Regions from separate parts of the Homo sapiens genome. Here region 2 is linked to region 1. The links are chromatin loops, found by intact Hi-C in ENCODE. Cell type or tissue: sigmoid colon. All regions are shown on one strand.

Evidence for each region. Peaks named below come from ENCODE experiments on the same cell type or tissue, not always from the same donor. Only the 100,000 strongest peaks of a DNase experiment are listed, where the experiment ranks them.
Region 2: a loop joins it to region 1, with 2.8 times the contacts of the local background. A loop is called at or near these places in 2 of 110 quality-filtered maps.

What each region holds. Positions count from the first base shown.
Region 1 is chr5:169,284,700-169,292,699 of GRCh38, reverse strand. The region is part of intron 1 of SLIT3 (slit guidance ligand 3); the gene reads left to right. Among named protein-coding and RNA genes, the nearest start is that of SLIT3, 12 kb to the left of the region's middle. In sigmoid colon, no CTCF peak of the experiment used is centred here; DNase peaks (open chromatin) are centred at 4,949 and 5,971.
Region 2 is chr5:169,138,744-169,146,743 of GRCh38, reverse strand. All of the region lies in intron 4 of SLIT3 (slit guidance ligand 3), which reads left to right. Among named protein-coding and RNA genes, the nearest start is that of MIR585, 120 kb to the left of the region's middle. RefSeq lists a silencer at 4,793-4,961. In sigmoid colon, no CTCF peak of the experiment used is centred here; a DNase peak (open chromatin) is centred at 4,273.

The DNA of each region.
Region 1 (8,000 bases):
CTCCTTTCCCCATCTCCCACTATTTATTTCCTCTGCAATTTTAATGAGCTTGCCCTATGGATCTTTATCCAAGTTGTCAATATAATCAGCAGAGTTCTCTGTGCATTTTTTTCAAAATCTTTCTACAATCTGGCATGTGGATTACATAAATATATTGCCCCGTTCTTTCCGGCTGGGATGGAAAAAAATGTTGAGGTCTTCTTGGCTTGTAGCATCTTCTTTCCCTGGGGTTCTGTTGGTTCATATTTTCTCTGGAATAATTTCCTATTAATGCTTAATTCTTCAGCTTGCTAAATTTTCTCTATACTCTTGGTTTCTCATGGAACTTTCCATAATGACTTTAGCTTCATTTTTGTCCTATTAGGCTAGTACCACAAGTCTCACCAACACAGGATATGACGCATGTATGTGTGTGTATGTTGAATGTGTATGTATATGTGTGTTATTCTCTCCTGGTAAAAAGTTCAGCCTGAGGGATTGAGCCTTTCTGCCAGTAGCAGAGCTCAGGTAGCTTCAGGTTTTTAAACACAGTGATTTCCCTTAGCATCTTGGGTACACATTGGCATCGGGCACATTTTCTGGAGTAGTTCTGGGAACAGACATGATGAAGAATGAAGCATAGGGGACCAGGGCCTACAGGGTCCCCAAGCCTCTGTAAACGACAACAACAACCATCACCACAACAATAGCTGGCATTTATTGAGCCTTTCTTTGTGCCTGGCACTGCTCTTACACTTTACATGCGTGGAGTCATTTCCTATTTGAAGAGTTATGTGAAGTAGGCAGGACTGTCTGCATTTTATAGATGTGGCAACTACGTCAGAGAGGTGAAATAACATCCCCAGTAAGGAACAGGAGAGGCAGGGTTCATCCAGCCAGGCTGGTCTCAGAGGCTGCACTCCAACTCCCAGTCATGTCATCCCTTCCAGAATCTTTCAAGTCAGCCTCCTTTTCTGTCTTCTAAACTCTATTCTCAAGTAACAACTAGAAGAAGACAAACATGATGAGTTCAACTTAAATCAAAGAGCCCCTGTTCGAGGCAAAGCATCAAGAAGAATGTCAATGATGTGATCTGGACACCTGGTGAAACAGAGCCATCATGTCCAATTTGGGGAAATAGGTGGCCTTTGTATTGGAGCGTGAAGACTAATGGGATCCCTGTGCGTAGAAATGGGAACGTGGTACAGTCACAGAAATTCATGATTAGATGCTCCTGAGCCCAACTTAAAATGATGGGAGCTGCACTTTGGGAAGTTTTATCTCATGGGGATGTTTAGAACAGAATCCAAATCTTAGGAAAATATCTCCATGGTATGTGTCCACTAACTGTTTTTTAAATTTCTGGTTTGAGGGGATACACCCTCCAAGAGTAGTTCTGATGAACCTTGCTGAATAATATTTTCCGCCTCAAGCATCTACTCAAATGTCGGCAGGAGTCATCTTCCTTTGCAGTTAGATGCACCACTTGCTTTCTCTTAGCCGGGATCTCTGGGCTCCTCCCACCCTGGCATCAGGTCTTGTTCCAACAGGATGTACATAAGATGTATCCTGGCTGGAGTCGAGTGTGACTGCACTTATCACGGCCATATCACTGCTTGTGTGGGCTCAGACTCCTCTTCTCTTGTCCTAACTGCCAATCTGGTTCCTGACCCCTGATTCATTCCGCACTTTGGCAGCAGTGTATCCTGTGGCTCCTGAAAGTCTGCCAGCACACTTAACCACCCACCTTGTCTACCTCTTGGGTTTTTCTACCTCTCTAGCTCCTGTCTGTTACCAGTCATATCCATTCTTTGCCCTAGCACGTGCCCTAGTGTATTCCCTAGTGTACACCCTAGCGTATGCCCTAGCATGTGCCCTAGCGTGTGCCCTAGTGGGTGCCATAGCATGTGCCCCAGTGTATGCCCTAGCGTGTGCCCTAGTGGTTGCCATAGCATGTGCCCCAGTGTATGCCCTAGTGTGTGCCTTAGCGTGTGCCCTAGCATATGCCCTAGTGCGTGCCCTAGTGCGTGCCCCAGCATGTGCCCTAGCGTATGCCCTAGTGCGTGCCCTAGCATTTGCCCTAGCATATGCCCCGCACGTGCCCTAGTATATGCCCTAGTGTATGTCCTAGCATGTGCCCTAGTGCGCACCCTAGTGTGTGCCCTAGCGTATGCCCTAGTATGCGCCCTAGTATATGCCCTAGCGCATGCACTAGTGCGTGCCCTAGTATGTACCCCAGTGTATGTCCTAGCGTGTGCCCTAGCATGTGCCCTAGTGCGCAACCTAGTGTGTGCCCCAGTGTATGCCCTAGTGTGTGCCCTAGTATATGCCCTAGCGTGTGCCCTAGCACATGTACTAGTGCGTGCCCTAGCATATGCCCCAGTGTATGCCCTAGCGTGTGCCTTAGCATGTGCCCTGGTGCGCGCCCTAGCGTGTGCCCTAGCATATGCCCTAATATGTGTCCCAGCATGTGCCCTAGCATGTGCCCTAGTGCGCACCCTAGCGTGTGCCCTAGCATATGTCCTAGTGCACACCCTAGCATATGCCCTAGCATGTGCCCTAGCATATTTCCTAGTGTGTGCCCTGGCGTATGCCCTAGTGCATCCCCGAGTGTGTGCCCTGGCGTATGCCCTAGTGTACGTTCTAGCATATGTCCTAGTGTGTGCCCTGGCGTATGCCCTAATGTACGTTCTAGCATATTCCCTAGTGTGTGCCCTAGTGTATGCCCTAGTGTGTGCCCTAGCATATTCCCTAGTGTGTGCCTTAGCGTATGCCCTGGTGTATGTTCTAGCATATGCCCTAGTATGTGCCCTAGCATATGCCCTAGTGTGTGCCCTAGTGAATGCCCTAACTCAGGTATGTCTGCATGCTGTGGAGTCCATGATCCTCTTCTAATCGGAGTTTTATGACTTGACCATAGAATTGTGCATGTTTGCATCTCTCCCTGAGCTTTAGCTACTCCTGGCTCCTGCCTTAATCCTTCTAGCTTGGCTTCTTGCCCTCTACTGCCCTCTATGTATTCTCCATAGCCTTAGTATTGAATTTGGACTGTCACCATCAGAACCCCAGGTCCTGAAATTGGATTTCATGGCCTGGACCTTCACTGGAGACTGCAGACTTGCAAGAACTCAGAGTTCTGCCCTGGAAACAACCTCAGACTTCGTCTTTATGGCCATCTGAAATCTTTTATCATGTCCAGGGTAGCATGTAAAAGTGCCCCAGGGCTGGACTCTATAAATGATGAATTACTTAGACATACTCCTGAACTCCCTGTATCCCAAATAGGACAGATCATTTTGTAATTAAAAAGCGCAGCAGTGATGATCTCATTGGAGAGCTGTCCTGTTCAATAATGTGTTGCAGAAATTTCTGGACTATCTAGTACTTTGCTGACATTCTTTCTCTCCTCTTCTTCTCTCTCCAGCTCTAGAATGTAGGTAGAAAGTGTTCTGAGTATGGGGATTCTAAGTGGAATTAGTGAGAAGCCAAGGGGGAGTACAATTTGGATGTAAGCCGAAATGAGTAGAAAGACCTAGGCTGAATCCTGGCTTCTGTCACTTTCTAACTGCCCGACCTGTCTGAGTACCTTTGCGGTCTCCATAGTCTCATCTATAACCTTTGGAATGGGAGAAATAACACTCATCTCAGGGGGCTGATGCAAGGTTTAAATGAGATCAGATGTCTCCAAATGCCTTCTAAATTTAGTGCTATGCGAATACCTTAATGAGTCCACCCACAATATCTGAATTGAACCACTAAATCCTGTATCTGGAAGACGATCAGGGTATATTTTAGAAGCTTTCATTTACAGATGAAGAAACTCAGGGAGCTCCAAAGCCTTGCTCAGAGTCACCCATGTCTTCAAACTCTTGTTCCAGTTTCCTTTTCATTTAACAAGATGCATCTTTTACAAATTAAAATATAACCTCATACCAGCCATGTCAGCAGCTTAACCAGGTGGAGTTTAGAGGACTGGGTAATTAATAAGTGACAGTGTCCAAGACAGTAGGACCAAATAAGGGAATCCATGAAGGATGGAGTCATTTAAAGGGGCCATTTATTGAGTGTCTACCACAATGAATAAAGCAAGTGAAATGTTCTGGTAACTAGAACAGTTCAAACTAACTTCAAAGTTAGTCTGGACTGTCTCTCCCTCTAAATGACTGACAAGGCAAAGGCTACCATGCTAGGTTCAGAGCAGGGAGATTTATGGGTTGGGAGAAATGCTAGAACCATGAAGGATGTAGCACCAAACCCTCAGGAATCATTGATGAAAGCAAGCCCCCTCATCCCTTTTAGTGGGTACAAATATGTAGAAAGCCTCCCACATCATAAAAAAATAGTACAAGTGGAATTAAAAAAAAACTCAAGGGGGAAATATTAATCTGAGAACAATTGTATCTGAGAAAGCATTCAAGTATGCCTCTGCAGCTAGCTGGCAAACAGCACAAGTTCTGCATTTTATTAGAGTTCTAACTCTGTGTAGAACACTGACCTTATTTGAGAAGCATTTCATAAACACTGACACACAGCACAGCAGCATTTGAGGCCATGAGGAGATACAGGGCCTTCTTTAGGGGGCCAGCTTCCCTTCCCCTCCTCGGCTGCAAGGGACCCCTAGGACATTGTTTCCCTGAGTGGTAATATCTTTATTTTTCTCTCTTAGGTTTAACTCAGCAGGAGGAATTTTCCTAGGGGAAAATGAGGGAGGGGGATTTGGAATAAAATTTGTACTTTGGGCAAGTTTGCCTAAGCATGGGGTAGGCGATGGGGAAGACCCTGCTCTGGGAGAAAGGGTCTAAGAACCTTCACTTGGCCAGTGGAGTTTCTTTTTGGAGATCTCACCTGGTGCCTGGAGACCTATGCTGTGGCTGTGTCAGAGGCAGGTTCTCAGGCAGCATTCACCAGGTCCTTTGGAATGCAAGACTTGTGGCTTGCAACCGCCCTGAGAAACGCGTCCACCACATCCCCTCCTGCTAGAAGCTGGCACCTCCCTTTCCATCTGCTGCCAGCGTACAAGTTCTGAATTTGTGCCACAGAACTTGGTTCTGTTCCTCCCCCTCTTGTTGGCTTCCCTAGCCAAGAGATTTTCAGGCTTTTGAGGTATCACTGGAGATCATCTGGTCTACTCCCTCCCCACTGATCTCAACCCATCTCCAAAGGGAAATGCATTAGAAAGGTCACCAGAGAGGACCTCAGCTTCCTGGTGTGGTCTGCCCTTATGAAAAGGTGCCTTCATTTCTGCCTCATCCTGTGCAAAGATCATGCAGAGCCATGGGAAGCCTCTGCCAATCTGGGAAGCTAGGGAGACAGAAGAGGGACCACATCTAGTACAAAAAAAAATAGGGAATCATGTGGAAGCAGAGGGGAGAGGCACCAGATGGGTGACTCGGGATGGCAGATCATATCCTGAGGGCTCTCAGCACCAAGCCTGCAGCTTATTTCGAGTCTAGAGAGGGAAGATCCCAGCTGAAGAAAACGGCAAGGGAAGGAACACTGGGAACCAGGACTGGAGCAGGAATCCAAAAATGGGAAGGCCAGTTGCTTCATGGGAGCTTTTAATGACTCTAGTTCCCTACCAACACCCCTCCCCTTCTAATTGCTTCATAGCACAAGATGGTAACCAATCTGCTCTGTTTACTCTGTTTAGGCATACATTTTAGTACTTTCTGAAACATTTCCCATAAGCTTCCCCCTGCCGTGTGCCCTCCTTGTACATTCTAGAAATTTTGCAAAGACCTAAGTCTCCTCTGGGTTCTTTCCTGACTGGAGCTGCATGCTGATTCAAGCCATATTCAGTCAGGAAGCTCTCTTCCCGTCTTTAAAACAAGAAACATCTTCTTCCAAGAAGACTGCACTACAGTTTTCTTTGTCTGTGTTGCTAACGAACAAAGAGGCCCCATTGCAAAACAGCATTTCACGAGCAGAGCAGGGCTGATAGCACCTCTTGCCAAATGTGACTGTGTGTAGTTGTGTGGGGGGAAAATAGCTTTGTCGAGAGGAGGGCCGAGGGAGGCGGCTCTGGGGAATTTTTAGCAACTGCAGCATGGTGTAGTGGAAAGAATGCTTGCCTGGGAATTTGGCGACCTGGCCGTACCTCTGACACACCATGTGACCTTGGACAAGTCATTTGACCTCCCTGGGCCTCAGTTTCCTGATCTTTAAAGGGGATGAGGGAAGTAGACTGGATGATCTCCAAGGATCCTTTCAGCCCTATGCATCCTCACTTCTGGGGGCTGGGATTTGGGGTTTAGACCTGAGCCAATATCCAATTCAAGAGACTTTCTAGAGGCAAGAGAGAGGCCAGGACAGCTGCTTCGGGAAGTGGCTGGTCCTTGATTAAGGCTCAAATAATTAGCTCAGCTCCACAGTAAGCCTTCTGAAATTAAGAAAAAAAAAGATGTTTAGTTTAAAAAAATAGCAGTCGGTGTTTCTTAAAACTGATTGGCTTGGGGCTTTGTAGGTTTTATTCAGAGACATAATTTTGCTTCCTCTATAGTACAGCAGTTTAGATTATTGATGCTTTGATGCTGGAGTTAGTGTGACCTGGTTTTGAATGCCATTAGTAGCTAAGTAATCTTAGGCATGGTCTTTAATAGTAACCTGCTTCCCTGGCTTACTAGGAAGATCAAATGAGGTAATACATGTCAAGCTTAGAGGACAGTGTCTGGCATTAAATAATCACTCCAAAAGCCATTATTATGGCTATATTTTGCTGCTTAACAATCCACCCCAAAACTTAGTGTTCTAAAGTGACAACCATTTTATCATGCTCAATGATTCTCTACGTCGTAGTGCAGTAGAGATGGCTTATTTCTGCTCCATACAGTCTGAGGCATCATCTGCAGAGTCTGGAATGACCAGGAGAGACTTGAATACCTGGGTGCTAGAATCCCCAGCAGGCTGTTCACTCACATGTCTGGCACCTAGGCTGGGATGACTTGAAGTCTGGGCTCAGCTGGGACTGTTGAGCAGGGTGTCTACACATGTGACCTCTATGTGGCTTGAGCTTCCTCACAACATGGTGGCCTCTGAGTAGTCTAACTTCTCACATGGTTGCTCCACACTCTGAGAAGAGGTGTGCAGCAACTCAGAACAACTCAGAAGTAGCATGGCTTTTTATGAATGGACTTAAAAGCAACATAGTACCCCTTCTGCTCTGCTCTGTGGCTCTGAACAGTACAAGCTTGCCCACATGCAAGGGTAGGGGTCATCTCTCCATGTAAGAAGTCTCAGAAGTTGCAGCTGTGTTTTAAAACCTCCACAGCTATATAGTTATGATCATCATTTTTCTGTACCATATAATCTAATCTCTTAAGTAGACAAAAAGTTCCTTGAGGACAGGAGCTGGCATTTCTCTATAGAAGCTTAGTACAATGCTTGTGAAAATAAGACAAAATCAACATATTTTCAAAAATCAAATTGAATTGGATAGGCAGCAGATTTGGTGGAAAGACCAGGAGCTTAGCGCCAAGGAGATCTGGATTCAAAAATCTGTATTCAGGCCCAGGTGCAGTGGCTCACACCTGTAATCCCAGCACTTTGGGAGGCTGAGGTGGGAGGATCAGTTGAGCCTATGAGTTTGACACCTACCTGAGCTACATAGTGAGACCCCATCTGTACAAAATATAAAGATAACAAAATTAGCTTGGCATGGTGGTACACAACTGTGGTGCTAGCTACTCAGGAGGCTGAGGTGGGAAGGATAACTTGAGCCCAGGAGGTCAATCTGCAGTGAGCCATGATTGCACCACTGCACTCTATCCTGGGTGACAGAGTGTGACCCTGTCTCCAAGAAAAAAAAAATCTGTGTTCAAAATGTGCCCTTTGAAAAATTACTTGTCTTTCTCATAAAAAAAAGACATAAAGACAATAATACTTATCTCAAGGATTGTTGTAAGAACTAAGGATAGTAAATGCAAAATGCCTAACACACATTCAATGCTCTAACTAAATTACAGATATTGTGAGGTAGTGTAGCATTGTGGCAAGCACCTGGATACTCCACTCAGACAAACCTG
Region 2 (8,000 bases), 150 kb after region 1:
TATATTGGTTTGAAGGAAGAAGGGGGGCTCTGTGAGCTGGGTGTTTGGCACAGGTGTCAACTGGGGGTGTGACTTGGGTTTGGAAGAGCTTAGAGAAGCAGGGAGAGCATCCTGGTGGGTGAGAGGTGTGCAGGTAGCAGTGGAGGCAGGAGGAGCCGGGTGATCTGAGCAGGTGGATAACAGAGAAGGGGGTGTGGAGGTCAGAAGGGATGGCTAGAGCCAGCTGGCTTGTGAAGGGCCTTGAACTTCAAGCCATTGTCATCAAACCAGAACCAGGGGAAATGAAGTGATGAAAGCCCTGCAGCTGATGGAATCCCGGGAGGCATCAGGCTCCGTCAGGGCAGTAGATTCCCTCGTTTGAAAGAGAAAACCGCCATTGGTTAGCAGGAACATGGGCCAAACACTGCGTCATGTATTATTTTGCAACATCACCAGCCTGTGCTTAAGAGGGAATACGTTTTGCGGTTAAGAACAAATACCTTGCAGCCTGGCTGCCTGGGTTTGAATTCTTGTTTTGCCACTTATTAATTGCATATCCTTAGAGAAGTGACTCAACCTATCCGTGCCTCAGTTTCTTCTCAGTACTGTAAAATGGAGAGATATTCGTAATACATTCCTCATGAGGTTCTTGTAAGAATCAAAAGTGCCTCACATGTGATAGGATCTCAGTATGTGTTAGCTATTATTTTTTTTGAGACAGAGTATTGCTCTGTTGCCCAGGCTGGAGTGGAGTGGTGCGATCTCGGCTCACTGCAGCCTCCACCTCCTGGGTTTAAGTGATTCTCCTGCCTCAACCTCCAGAGTAGCTGGGACTACAGGTTGTGTGTGCCACCACACCTGGCTAATTTTTGTATTTTTAGTAGAGATGGGGTTTCACCATGTTGGCCAGGCTGGCCTCGAGCTCCTGACCTCAGGCAATCTGTCCGCCTTGGCCTCCCAAAGTGCTGGGTTTATGGGTGTGAGCCACTGTGCCTGGCCAGTGTGTGTTAGCTGTTATTGTTGTTGTTGATATGTTATCATCTTCAGCTTTGAGACTTGAGCATTATTCCAGAGCCCAGAAGCTGGCAGGAATAGGTTATTACTCTGCATGTATGAGTATGCAGTTTTATCCATACAGAGCATCCCTCTCTGTTTCTTAGCCATCTGAGGTCATTAGCTCTGTTAACGGGTGACAAGGAGCCCAATGTATGTGGCTGGGCCCCTTAGCTATAAAGAAGTTAATTGTAGCTGATTTACTAGAAGGCTAATAACATAGGTGTGCTTCCTTTTACATGGAGAGCCTCATTAAGTGGAGGTCTGTGGGCTTTGCCTGCAGCTTTGGGCATCTCTAGCATCTGCACATGTATACCTTAGAAGCAACATTGACCTGGGAAGAAACTGACACGCCCTGCAATGTCTCTACCGGAAAGGCCCCTGTCCTCAGCAGACCTAGTGGGCATCGAGCAATAATAAATTGTGTTTCCTCTGTAGTCCAGGAGACAGGAAGCTCCAAATTGGACTCTAATTAACTCTGAAGAAACAATGGGTTTCTCCAGAGCCCGGCAATTCTGGTCAGGTCTAAGGAGGTGTCACGCAGCCTTGGAAAATAATTACAACCATAATGACGATGCCTCCAAAGTCGGGCTTCTGATGATGCACCTTGAACAAATGTGTGTTTCTCCTTCCTCACAAGGTTCGCTGCCCTTAATTGCTACCCTCCTTCATTAAGGGGCAATTAATTTTGTGCCTTGGTTTAAAACGGCGGTAATTATAAGGTGAAGACAAAAAGCCCATGGTTAAACATAATCAGGCTGGATGTAAAAGGTGCTCCCTGGCAGATTAAGGAAGGTGGGAGGGAAGGAGCATGCATCGTCCCAGGCAGGCAACATTTTCCGTCTTGCTACTTCTTTTCTCAATTCGTAACTGCTGTTGCAGGGTAGGGCTTAGGACAAAGCCCGTCTTTTTCTGCCCAGGTTGCAGGACTTTGCGTCTTGCGGGTCTTGGGTTTTGAGGTCTTGGCCATTGGGCATTCTCCTGCCATAGAAGTCAGCCCGAAGGCCTGGACTGAGCTCAGTGGCCCAGGGCCTTGGGTGGTGGACATGGCTTCCCAAAGAGACCAGACCCTTCCTGAGGATTCACATGTTAGGGGCACTTTTTATTTCAGTGTCATTCTAAACACACCTTCCATCATTCACTTACTTGTCAAACATTTATTGAGAGCATCTAGACGCTGTGCTAGATACTTGGGATGAAATGGTGAGGATGACAAGCATGTTCCATGCCTTTAAGAGTTTATACTCAGGTGGGAGAGCCGGATGTTAATGAAGCAATAACCCAAATAAATAATTAGAAGCAGTGAAACATTTGCAAAAGGAAAAGTACAGAGACTATGGGAACGTAAAGCAGGGGCCATGACAGTAATGAGGAAAGATGGCCCCGACAAAGGGACTTGGGGGCCGAGATCGGGAGTGGAACTCAGCAAGGTAAACATGGGAGGGAAGGAGCATTCTGCTCCTAGGGAAGAACATGTACAAGGACCCCAAGACAGGAACGAGTGTGACCTTCAAAGAATGGAAAATAAAGGGCACAGAGCTGGGCGAGGTGAGTGTCACAAGACAATGGGAAGAAGCAGAGATACCATAATGGCCCTCATTTTTCCCATCCATAAAATAAAAATGGTATTCCCTTGTCTCATCTACACCATGGAGATTCTACTATGCACCTTGCTTTTCTCTTACAGTGGAGAGTCAAAGCTGGAATCATAGTCCTTAACTCACACTACTTACTGTTGGCAGCTGAGAGAATAGGACATTCTACTTTGATATTTCTGTATTTTCTCTCCACTTTTTGCCATGGAGCCATGTGACTCTGCCCATTGTGAGTGCTCTCTCACTTTCTCTCTCCCTGATATATATTAATGCATGCATCACACACACATGTGCATACATACTGTTTTTGTTGTTTTTTTTCGTTTTCTGGCTCTGTCACCCAGGCTGGAGTGCAATGGCACGATCTCGGCTCACTGCAGTTCCACCTCCCAGGTTCAAGTGATTCTCGGGCCTCAGCCTCCTGAGTAGATGGGATTACAGGCATGCACCACAATGCCCGACTAATTTTTTGTATTTTTTAGTAGAGACGGGTTTTCGCCATGTTGGCTGGGCTGGTCTTGAACTCCTGACCTCAGGTCATCCACCCACCTCGGCCTCCCGAAGTGCTGGGATTACAGGTATGAGCCACTGCACCCGGCCAATGCATACATACTATTTATGCAAACAAAGTTGAAATCATACTGCAGCAATGTAGTGTGAGGGTTAGGGCATCGACTTTGGTGTCAGATTGAGTTTATATCCTAGCTGTACTAACCTTTAGCCACATAACTTGATGATGGTATTTAACCTCTTTAAGAATCAGTTTCTACATCTTCAAAAGGAAGGTGAGACTGTCTATCTATTGGTGGTGTTTGGATTAAATGACATTCCATGGAATGCCCTTAGCAAACTGTAAATCCAGAATAAATAGTAACAACAATTACATTGTTATTACTGAATGGCATGGTACAGTATCTGGCACCTAGTAGGTGCTCAGTTAATGATGATATACTTGCTAAATGTTTCATAATCTGCTTTTCAGCTGAAGATAGTATTAATAAGGTTTATTTGGGTTAAAGTGGCAGAGACACAACTTACATTAAAAATAGGGACTTACTGGCTATTAGGATCCACCCTCCTTTCCTATCTGCTTCCTTTTGCATCTCAGCATCATTCTCCCTGGGGCAGATGGGCTCCCTTCACATAGCAAGAAAGGTGGCCTCTGGCAGCTCCAAAGATATATTCTTTTATTACTGACCAACCTGGAAAGAAACATTCTCTTCCAGCTCCAATTTGAACAATCTCCATCACAGATTATTGACTCAGCTTGGAGTACATGCCTATCACGTGGACCAATTACTGTGGCCAAGACCTGAGTTGGAGCTATTGACAGTCTCCACCTCATGGTTGGAGTGAGGAGTAGGTGTGGGGGTAGGAGCAGGTTTTCCCATAGAGGGTGGCAAAGTTTAGCAGAGACATGAACATTAGTGAAATCCCCCAGTTAGGGCTTATGTCCAGAGTGTAGCACAGGCTCACCCTATGGGTTCTGTTGACCCAGCTTGGCCAGCCATGCAAGTGCCAGGGGTGGCGCACCATAGTTTGACTTGGAACCTAGTCATTCCAGGAGTCCCAGTTTATACTCTCAGTCTTAGAGCTAATGAACTGCTTTGCTATTTCACTGTGTCTCTGGGCTGAATCCAGTGGGCAGTGACCCAACACCTGAGTGATTTGTGGGCCTGAAGGAAGACGAGAGAAGCTGATTATGGAGTCAGCAATTACTCTGCCCAAGTCCCTGCTTGGCAGGGCCTTATCTTTATTTATAGCTGGCTGAGCTACCCAGAGCCCTGTTTTTACCCTTGAGTGACTAGTGCACTGCAGTTTTAGTTCATAAAACACTGTTTGTTTATAATCCTTAACGGATTCTGTTTTATTAAAAGAGAAGGCTCCATCCAGAGTATAAATAAAGTTAACTGGTTAAGTTTTAGCTTCTATTCACAGTGAATGTGCAATGGATGGGAAATCACCGTGGAATTATGCACCCTCATGACCTGACTTTATTTATTTATTTATTTATTTATTTATTTATTTATTTATTTTTATTTTTATTTTTATTTTTATTTTTTTTTTGAGTAGGAGTCTCGCTCTGCCGCCCAGGCTGGAGTGCACTGGTGCGATCTTGGCTCACTGCAAGCTCTGCCTCCCAGGTTCACGCTATTCTCCTGCCTCAGCCTCCCGAGTAGCTGGGATTACAGGCATGCGCTACCACGCCCAGCTAATTTTTGTATTTTTAGTAGAGATGGGTTTTCACCATGTAGGTCAGGATGGTCTCGATCTCCTGACCTTGTGATCCATCTGCCTCGGCCTCTCAAAGTGCTGGGATTACAGGCATGAGCCACCGCTCTGGGCTGAGATGTTAACTTTTTTTTTTTTCTTTTTTTGAGACAGAGTCTCACTCTGCCACCCAGGCTGGAGTGCAATGGCGCGATCTCGGCTTACTGCAAGCTCCGCCTCCCGGGTTCAAGCCATTACCCTGCCTCAGCCTCCAGAGTAGCTGGGACTACAGGCACCCGCCACCACGCCTGGCTAATTTTTTGTATTTTTAGTAGACACAGGGTTTCACCGTGTTAGCCAGGATGGTCTCGATCTCCTGAACTCGTGATCTGCCCACCTTGGCCTCCCAAAGTACTGGGATTACAGGCATGAGCCACCACACCCAGCCTGACCTGACTTTATCAAAAAACAAAAAAAAAAACAAAACAAACAACAAAAAAAAATCTTACAGTCTCTGAGGTCTCAGGCCTGGACAAAACCTTTTCAAAGATGGGGAGGTGGCAAGGAAAGAGGCAGAATTAAGATCCTAAAATCAGCTTTGTTGCAGTGGATTTGCTTTAAGTTTCCTTTTGTTTTTGTTTATTTGTGGGGTGATGTCGTAGTCAGTATGTCTTTGTGTATAGTTCCATGATTTGGGGGTCATGTCGGGGTAGACCTAATTCTATTTCTATTCTATTTTGAGGGAGAAAGGATCCCCAAAGCAAAGGGAATAGTGAAATCTTCTTGGAACAGGTAGCATCGAGCTGAGTCTTGAAGGATAGGTCAGATTCTGATCAATATGGGAGCAAAAAGAAAGGAAAAAACGTAAGTTGAGTTTATCGCATTGTGAAAAGGAATTGTTTTGGATATGACAAGAGGATTAGTTTGCATAGGGCATGAAGATGACAAGATGGAGATTGGATTCAAGGGTAGGGTTCTACTGTAGGGTGATGGCCAGATTTAAAGAGTTTTATATTTAATTTAGAAGGCAGTGAGGAACCACTGAGGTTTTGAATGGGAGAGGGGTATGGTTGGTCTAAACTTTGGCCTGCATTATTCTTTTTTGAGAGAGGGTCTCTCACTCTGTGACCCACATTGGAATGCGACGGCGTGATCATGGCTCACTGCAGCCTAGACCTTCTGGACTCAAGAGATTCTCCCCTCAGCCTCCTGAGAGGTTGGGGCTACAGGCACACAGCCATGCCCAGCTACTTTTTTCTCTCTTTGTAGACACAGGGTCTCACTATGTAGTCCAGGCTGGTCTCAGACTCCTGGCCTCAAGTGATCCTCTGCCTCAGGCTCCCAAAGTTTAAGGATTACAGGTGGATGTGAGCCACCGTGCCTGACCGCCTGCGTCTTTTTTTTTTTTTTTTTTTTTTTTTTTTTGAGTTAGAGTTTCACTCTTGTTGCCCAGGCCAGAGTGCAATGGCGCAATCTCTGCTCACTGCAACCTCCGCCTCCCAGGTACAAGCAATTCTGCTGTCTCAGCCTCCGAGTAGCTGGGACTACAGGCACACACCACCATGCCTGGCTTTTTTTTTTTTTTTTTTTTTTTTTTGCATTTTTAGTAGAGGCGGGGTTTTACCATGTTGGCCAGGCTGGTCTCGAAATCCTGACCTCGTGATCTGCCCACTTTGGTCTCCCAAAGTGCTGGGATTACAGGCGTGAGCCACCGCACCTGGCCCCGGAGCTCTTTGTGAGCACACCTTCGCCCCATCTCCAGCTGCCTGTGCCACTTGCCCACCGTCAGGACTTTATTTTAGTATTCCCTGGACTCTTGCTCCCCAGTCAGCCTTGGTTCTAGGGCCCTGCAGAGATTCCTCCACCAGGAAGAAGGACCCATTTCTGGCTGTGATGAAGGCCTTGGAGAGGTGGCAGCAGGCCAGCCCGCCCCTCCCTACTGAGGCATGTTAGCTGCACTTACAGTGTCTGAGCTGCGGTTAATATATCAATATTTGCTCGCGAGGGTATCTGGCACAGAACAGGTTCCTGGGATGCTGGCAGATAGATTGCTTTCTCTTGTAGCATTCTTCAGCGGCATTCTGTTTTGGCAGGGATGGAAGGGGTTACTAGCTGCTGGCAAGAGTGGAAAAGGAGTCCCCATTCTTCCCAGAAGTGCCTCAGTCTCACAATTTGGCCCTGTATGATATTGTCAGCACCTCGTGTTCCCTCCATCACTAACTATTTCCTGGTGTATTTTGCTCATTGCAGTTTTTCTGGAATTCTGTTCCTTATACCCATGTTTTGTTTTGATTGCTCAACTAGGAGCCCCTGGGGGGGTGGGCTAGTGCTGGAAGGAGTAGAGCTTAGTAGCTGAGTGTGGGGCTGGGATCAGATGGCCTGGGATGAATCCTGCTGTTGCTGGCTAGCTGTGTAACCCAGGCATGCTCCCTGACCTCTTGATATTTCAGAGGTCTGAGAAACTAGGATGATGATGATGCTGGAAGAGCTGTAAGGATTAGATAACATCACACATAAAAAGTAGTTTGCAAAAACTTGATGCGTAGTAAATTCTCAATAAATATTCCATTTTGTTAATCACCATTCTTCTCATTCAATAAATAGTGCTTCTTGGATCCTTTGGCCTACCCTAAGTTTCTTGAGGACAAGGACCAAACCTTGTATTTTTCTGTAGTTCTGTTTCTAAGAGCACAGTGCTAGGTACACAAGAAAGTCTTCCTTCAACTTTAGGGCTTTGAGAAAACAATCTTACCCCCAAGGCTGGTGCTCATGGCACTGGGCAGTAGTACCCAGGGAGAAATCACCAGTGACAGAGGACTTGTCTCCAGTCTTGAGACATGCTGGTGAAAAGTGAGGGAAGGAACTGTGATCTCTTCAGGAAGCTGAGAAAAGAGGGTCTGGGCCTGGAGAAGGTCTCCAAGAAAGGCTGGAGCAGTGGGGCTGGATGTGGACATCAGTTGTCCACTGCCATCAGTCATGAGCAACCTCTTAGGATAGTCCTGGAGCTTTCAAGTGATCACTTTAAGACTTCGAACAATTTCCCCATGATAATATCACTTAGGGCATTTTCATTGCGAAGCACTTGCTTGACTCGCAAGTCAGAGATTGTGGGATACCCAGAATGTGTTGCTGGATATGCCATGCAAGTGTGCCATGCGTGGG